Regions from separate parts of the Mus musculus genome. Here regions 2 and 3 are each linked to region 1. A link is a loop called in an ENCODE intact Hi-C map of the cell type or tissue named here. Cell type or tissue: heart. All regions are shown on one strand.

The links. Peaks named below come from ENCODE experiments on the same cell type or tissue, not always from the same donor. Only the 100,000 strongest peaks of a DNase experiment are listed, where the experiment ranks them.
Region 2: a loop joins it to region 1, with 5 times the contacts of the local background. A loop is called at or near these places in 8 of 42 quality-filtered maps.
Region 3: it touches region 1 in a loop (5-fold over the local background); 7 of 42 quality-filtered maps call a loop at or near these places.

Annotation. Positions count from the first base shown.
Region 1 is chr9:22,326,832-22,329,331 of GRCm38, forward strand. No RefSeq gene overlaps it. Among named protein-coding and RNA genes, the nearest start is that of Zfp810, 20 kb to the left of the region's middle. In heart, no CTCF peak of the experiment used is centred here; a DNase peak (open chromatin) is centred at 1,190; H3K4me3 peaks cover 1,471 bases; H3K27ac peaks cover 1,319 bases.
Region 2 is chr9:22,229,209-22,231,708 of GRCm38, forward strand. The region is part of intron 1 of Zfp809 (zinc finger protein 809); the gene reads left to right. Among named protein-coding and RNA genes, the nearest start is that of Zfp809, 4.7 kb to the left of the region's middle. In heart, a CTCF peak has its summit at 1,543 (motif pointing right); no DNase peak of the experiment used is centred here.
Region 3 is chr9:22,224,772-22,227,271 of GRCm38, forward strand. It overlaps Zfp809 (zinc finger protein 809), which reads left to right and starts at 941. Exons shown (of 5, transcript NM_001164624.1): 1 at 941-1,061. The coding sequence starts at 1,059. In heart, CTCF peaks have their summits at 363 and 1,214; DNase peaks (open chromatin) are centred at 920 and 2,290; H3K4me3 peaks cover 1,991 bases; H3K27ac peaks cover 1,246 bases.

The DNA of each region.
Region 1 (2,500 bases):
CTCTATTCTATACAATACCAGTTGTGTGGCTGGTCCTTCCGGGAGGGGGATGCCTTGGCATGGGCCGGCTGAGGCATCCCCTTCCCCCATACCTCACCACACCCCCATAGAACATATCTTAATTCTTCTTTACCTTTTTATAATCACAGCATTGGTGCCGAGACTTGGATCTAGAAACTCTGCAGTTTGCATCCCATTTCAGCCACCACAAGAGATCCACACTCACTGGTAACCCCCTCCCCCCCCCATCCCCCACTGGTCAGAGCAAACCCGTCATGGTCCCAGGGGGAGAGTTCTTGAGCTCAGAGCTACGCCTCTGCTGCCCTGACCCCCATTTTAGGACTTTGCCCCTTGTGTGAGATTTCCCTCTCCTTGGAGACAGTTTCTTTCTCAGAAATTCCCAGCCAAGGTGAACTGGTCTCTGGCTCAAGAGCACAGGCTCTGAGCCTTGGCTCCCGGCCCACAGGTGATGACCTGGCAGTCTGGCCTGTGCTAGAATCTCTCTCGGGTTATTAATGCCCTCAGGACGCTGGTAGTAGCAGTTAATAATGCTATTCTCTCGCCCAGGGGTCACTCTTCGCCACCTCTGTCCCTATTTAATGGGACGTCTTGGTCTAAAATAATATGTCTACATCCCCGCTAAACTAGCACTTTCTCGCTAAAGACCTGTAGCTCAGACTTTCCCCTCGCCCCAGCCCTCAGTTGCTGGCTCTCACTCCCACTGTGGCAGCAGGTTCTGCCGGTTCAAGCGGGTCTGGCTCTGGCCCCCTGCCAGGGACTCTGCTGCCCTTCCCCTCTTCTTGCTCTCTGCGACAGTCTCACCCGGACTGGCAGTTGCACTCGGCTCTCTCAGCCTGCGTGCACTCTGCTGGTCTCTGCCTTCCTCACTCGTGGCCTGCTGCACACCAGTTAGGGACCCTACTTGCTGTCCTCCCCACTCTGCTCCTTTACTCTCAGTTCGTGGTGGGAAAAGCCCGTTGCTTCCTGCCAGAGGTCCCGTCTGTGAGACTTGCTGTCCCATGTGCACAACCACCTGCTGGCCCCTGCCAAAGCCGTTTTCCTGCACACGCGAGCCCCTTTCTCCCTTCCTCTTTCCCTCTCTGTCTAGGACTTATAAAGGCTAGCGGTGGGGTGCACCCCAACTACGTTGCTACGACACGCTCTTTCAGGAGCTGCCTTTCCCCGCCCACTGTGGACTCTGGGCCGTGACTTCTGGCTGCTGGTAGGAATCCCCGCCCCTCAAAGGCACAGACTCACAGGCCTGACCTGCGGTGCCTCTGCCTCAACTGCCACTGGCCCATTGCACAGTTCTGCCCCAACCCACCGGCCCGGGGAGCCACAGGTCTGCCGGCCTTGCTGTGCAGCTACAGCCACCATGGCTTAACGCCCCAGCCAGCGATATGTGGGCCACTGTGCAGCTACAGCCACCAACGCCAAGGCCCTGCCACCCAGAACCACTGCCACCTACTGGCTGCTGTGAGACTCACAGACCTCTACCACGGGAACTGCTGCCATCCAGCCTCCGCCATGTGGGCTATGCAGCACAAACGGCCCAAGCACTTATCTATCCATGCTCCCACACCCCTGGCCTGTTGTCATGGCCTGAACCTGCCTGGACAAACTCATTTCTGTCACCACCATCTTATGCCACTGTGCCAGCTTTCTTATTCTAGTCCTAGCCAAATATTCCTTTGCTAATACAAAATATACTTTACCTACACAACCTGTCAAAGTTACCTAAAGTTATCATTCCTATCCTGTCTGAATATATTTACTACTGTCTTAGTCAGGCTTCCTATTCCTGCACAAACATCATGACCAAGAAGCACTTGGGGAGGAAAGGGTTTATTTAGCTTACTCTTCCACATTGCTGTTCATCACCAAAGAAAGGCAGGACTGGAACTCAAGCAGGTCAGAAAGCAGGAGCTGATGTAGAGGCCATGGAGGGATGTTCTTTACTGGCTTGCTTCCCCTGGCTTGCTCAGCCTGCTCTCTTATAGAACCAAGACTACCAGCCCAAGAGTGTTACCACCCACAAGGGGCCTTTCCCCCTTGATCACTAATTGAGAAAATGCCTTACAGTTGGATCTCATGGAGGCATTTCCTCAACTGAAGCTCCTTTCTCTGTGATAACTCCAGCTGTGTCAAGTTGACACAAAACTAGCCAGTACACTCATGTTATCGATTTAACTGATAAGCTATAGGAAACCCACTCAGATCTGCCTCTCATGGACCAAATAGGCTCCATCCAGACAAGTACATCTGCCTAACCTATTCCAGAGGATGAGATTCCCCTGGGTTTCAAATGTACATCTTAAGAAAAAAAAATTCTTTCTTCCAAAAGTACTTAATCTCTCTCTATAATAAATATATTGTGTTTGAGCATCTTGTCAAGTCCAGGCGCTCACTACATCCAGGACAGCTCCAGAGAAGCAGCCTCCAGATGCTCCATCTCCTGTCTCAGACACAGACGCTTCTCCTGGACCTGTTCCTTCTGACC
Region 2 (2,500 bases), 98 kb before region 1:
TGTGCATGTGGTGGACATCAGTCTTGGTGGCAAATACCTTTTCTAGCTTGGCTGTAAGACCCCAACCCTCGATCCACTAGTGATACTTCGAGATGCCCCCGAGTGAGACACTGAGACACAGATCGATGCAAAAGCAAGAGGCCTATTTTCCGGCACATCAGGATCAACCTTCAATTAGACCCTCAAGACAAGTGACTAGGTGACCCCCGAATGGCTATTACACAGTTTTTATAGTTTTTAGGGGGCACAGGTTACATCAGCAAGGTTACAGTTTAAACTTATTGGCTAAGCATATTGACTTTTAAATCTATTGGCTAGCAAGCATGGGCAGATCATGGCACGCATTTGAACTCTATCTGGGACTTTGCAGAGGGTCAGGTGACTATCAGTACATTTTCTCAAGAATGTTCCTGCTCCTCCCAAGAACTGTGGTTGGAGAACCGAACTTTGCCTAGCCTTGACCCCCTTCCCCCCCTCCCCCCCGGCAGAAAAGGGAACCTGTGGGGGGTGGGGGGTGGGGATGGGGGGTGTAAGGCTGGCAAAAGCCCTTCACAGCCACAGTCAGCCCAAGCTTTTTTTTTTTTTGGTCCATTTTATCTATATTTTCCCACTGACTAGCATAGTTAAATTGTTGAAAATGGGTGCTGGCAGCACGGACGCTGCATTCAAACTTTGGCCAGATTGTCCAATAAAGCCTGGCGTTTACAAGGAAGAAAAAGCCAGTGTTTAGTTTTCTCTGAGATCTATTGAGTTGAGGGCTTTCAGGGTCAGATAAGGTTTTTAAGTTGGCTGGAGCTAGTTACTTGAATGACTCTCTTTGTAGGGACTGTAGATACCAGGACTCAGCAGAATTCGGCAAGGATGATTGGGAGTTGATGGATTTCATTTTGTAATACTATTTGGGATTAGCCTTTTCTCCTGGGTGTTTAAGACCTTGTAGATAGCCACACATTAGACCCTGTTATGGGTAGACGGGGCTCCTTGAGGGTTTCTTTGAGCAGGTTGTTTGGAGAACCTTAGCCTCCTTTGCTCCTTTCAATCAGTTGTGTGATCTGCGGGATGGGTCAAGGTCTTGGTAAGAAGTGTTTATCCTCTGGTCTCCTGTGACCTAGCTAAAATATTGATTGTCATCTCAACCCCTTGTCTTACTGGTCTTAGATTCCAATATAACTGTTAAATGCCCATAGTGTAGTTACAACAGATTTGAAGGACAAACTGTGGTTTGAAACACTGCTGTTCTGTAACACTAAAAACTTGACTCACAGTAAGACTTTTTGTAATTGAAATATATATATTTGTAATTTTATCTATTTAATGTATGAGTGCTCTGATGCACAGGCCAGAAGAGGGCATCAAATCCCCTTATAGATGGTAGTAAGCCACCATGTGGTTGCTGGGACTTGACCTCAGGACCTCTGGAAGAGCAGCCAGTGCTCTTCTTAACTGCTGAGCCAGTTTACCAGCCCCATTTTTTTTAAAGGCATGTACCATTATGCTCATCTAATTTTTTTATGTATGAGTGCTCTACCTGCATGTACATCTGTATGCCAGAAGAGGGCATCAAATCCCATTATAGAAGCCACCATGTGGGTGCCAGGAATTGAATTTAGGACTTTAGGAGAGACTGAGCTATCTCTCCAACCCTGTATTTAAAATCTTGACAAACTTAGTAGAAACTGCAAAAAAAAATTTTTTTTAAGAAAACATATTGTCTTTGCTCTTTGAAAGCTTTATGTATTTTTAGCAATGTCCCTTAAGTTAGTTTGTATAAGTCTCATTGTGACATGAATTTTCTGGTTTTTTTGTTTTTTTGTTTTTTTGTTTTTTTTTTTCTGATCTCCTTTTCACAATCCTTTACTTCAGTACAAAACTATTTTATCATACAAAGTCTTTGCCAAAAAGCACCTGCTTCTCATCAGGATAGTGTCTCAGAGTAAAGAGGCCATCAAAGCCTGCACATAGACCACATCTAATTACTAAATTTATAATAGTTAAGCATTTATCTTCTTTTAAAAACTCTCTTGAGAAGTTCCTGTGATATATGATGTGTTTTGTTCAGATCCTTTCTCTAGCTCCTTCCATGCCCACCAAACCAAAAAATTTTCCCCCAACTAATGTAATTTAAAACAAAAACAAACCTTTACACTACTTAGCACTGCCAGCATGAGAAGGGTCTACGGTCTTTGCTGAATGCGGGCAGCCTGGGCTACAGCCACGGCAAACTTTACTCTCCTTGCCTCGGAGCCTCTCAGCCCAGGCACGTTGGAATTTCACCTGACTTAATCTTGAGCCTGTAGTCATAGCTTCTGTGAGTTCATGAGTTCAGTGTCCCTGACAGGTGGGGAAAGCAGTGTTTCAGAGCAGTCCTCCTTAGCACCTGCCTCCTAGACTTTCTTCCCCTTCTCCCAAGATGACCCCGAGCCTTGGGCATAGGGAATGTGGTAGAGGTGCGCCATTCGAGGCTCAGTTGTCCAGTGCCTTGTTCTGTACACCTTGACCA
Region 3 (2,500 bases), 100 kb before region 1:
CAATGTACTTAGATATAATAATAAATAAATCTTAAAAAAAAAAAAAGAAAAGAAAAGAAAAAAAGAAAAGAAAAAAATTGCTTCTCAGCGGGGCGTGGCGGCTCATGCCTTTAATCCCAGCACTCAGGAGGCAGAGGCAGGTGGATTTCTGAGTTCCAAGTCAGCCTGGTCTACAAAGTGAATTCCAGGACAGTCAGGGCTACACAGAGAAACCCTGTCTCGAAAAAAACCAAAAAAAAAAAAAAAAAAATGCTTCTCATGTAAAGCCCCAGAGGGGCTTTACCTGCTGGAAGACCCCAAGTGAGACAAGATCTATGTTTATTTTTTCTGGTGCGCAGGGATCGATCTTCAGCAGTCTCTCAAGCAAGAGACAGGGGGCGATCCCGGTTCTAGCTTACAAGCACCGTATACATTTTTTTTTTTTTTTAGAGGGCAGATTACAGTAACAGCTTCTAGGCACTTGGTGATGGATGGCTAGACCTTTTGTCTGGTTGGCTGGGTGATATCGGGTCATCCTTGGAGAGTACCTTCGTTCCCCAGAGGGCCCAGGTAGCCTTCAGCCAGCACTTTTTTTTTTTTTTTTTTTTTTTTTTTTTTTCTGGTATGTGTTTTGTCAGAGTCGGTCTGGGTTGGGTCAGAGTTGCTTAATCTTATCATTTATCCACAGGTCAGCACCCCCCACCCACCCCCCGCGCCACACACACACACAGAGAAACACAGAGACACACACAGAGACACATACATCACATCACAGTAAGAAAACTTCACGGGAATTAAAATAAATTATTGTGATACCGTTTTTCTGTCCGCTAAGACTTTCCGTATGATCAGACAGCCTTATGCCCTTTGCTACGCCCCGCCTTCCGTCATCGATTGGTGACTTTGACTGTCACTCAGGCCCTGTGACAGGACCGCTCTGAAATGAGGAAGTGGGGTGGATTTAGAAAGTTCAGAGGAGGTCTGAGCCTGCCATCTTGGGTCCTGTGGTCCCCAGGCGTCCGTTGCGGGAAGTTGTGCTGGTGGCGGAGACCGAGTCACAGGACGCTCCCAGTCCCATCATGGTGAGCTCGGCGCGGCGTCCCTGTGGAGCCGGTGTGGATGGCTGTGGGATGGGGGCTGGGCGGGCTCAGGGCACCCCGGAGCGTCCTATCGCGCCCCGACCATGCGTGGGGACTCGAGCTGGCTGCAACGCCCTGCACAGCTCTGCCACCCACAGGCAAGAGACAGGAATGCCTGACCGCTGGGTCGCTTCAGCGCCGGTGTCACACTAGGAACTCTGGGCTTCCGTTTACCTGCAAGGTTGGGATGGGGAACTCTGCGCCCTGTCTGGAAACTCTCGGAAGCTGGGTGCAGGGAGCTGGGTCTAGTAGGGGTGACTCTCCATCTGTCTGTCACTCTGGGATAGGCCTGTCAGTGTCCTGGCTGTCACCAATCAGGAACTTTATAGACTTGGGAGATGTTGATAGAACCCATCCTTAGGATGGATGAGAGACTAGTGGGTCTGAAAGGATCCCCGAGGATTAAATATTTTTGCGCATTAATTGGAGGAAGTGGGGAAGATAAAAATTCAGTTCCTTGTCCTAAACAGTAGTTTTAAAGTATCTGATAGACTTAATCTTAAAATTGCTGAGGTACAGGAATAGCCACGCATTGGATGTGTGTGGTGCAGACTGTGACGTGGTACCGAGGAGCAGAAGGCAAGGGGGAAGCAGTATGACTGTGAGATCTCTTCAGGCCCTGAGTTGCTCTTTTTTTTTTTTTTTTTTTTTTAAGATTTATTTATTTATTTATTATATGTAAGTACACTGTAGTTATCTTCAGACACACCAGAAGAGGGCGTCAGACCTCGTTACGGATGGTTGTGAGCCACCATGTGGTTGCTGGGATTTGAACTCGGGACCTTTGGAAGAGCAGTCAGTGCTCTTAATCGCTGAGCCATCTTGTAGGACCCCAAGAAGGAGCCCCCCACTCAAGTCTCAGGTCGCGGGGTCACCCAAAGAAACATGAGAGACCTTCTTGAGGCAGCTTTAATGGCCGAGCTCCGGGTCAATCAATACGTATCTCACTCAGGAGACAGAGGAATCGACCCTGAGACTCAAAAACTCAGGGTTTTGATAGGGTAGGGTCTAGGAAGAATTGGCGCGGTAGTGAGCAGAGTAGTACCGGGGCGTATAAGAATTCTAAAGCCGGGGGCTTATCAGAGTCGACAATGCATCTGGTTAATGTTTCAGCTTTTAACTATGCTCTCTATAGAAAGGGGGGCAAGCAGGAGGCGCCGGGCTGCCAGATGGTCAAAGAGTCAGCCAAGATCGTCAGAAGCAGTTCCTATTCCCTCCCTTTCTTTACGACCGGGAGACCTGGGAGACCTAGCTTCAAGACGGACTCGGGCATGCCCGGGCTAGTTTTCTTTGCAGTCTCAGTCCCAGGCCTTTTTAGTTTAAACCTTTTATTTTATTTAATTTCCTTTCATTCCCCTCTTCTTCTGAAGAATAAAGATAAA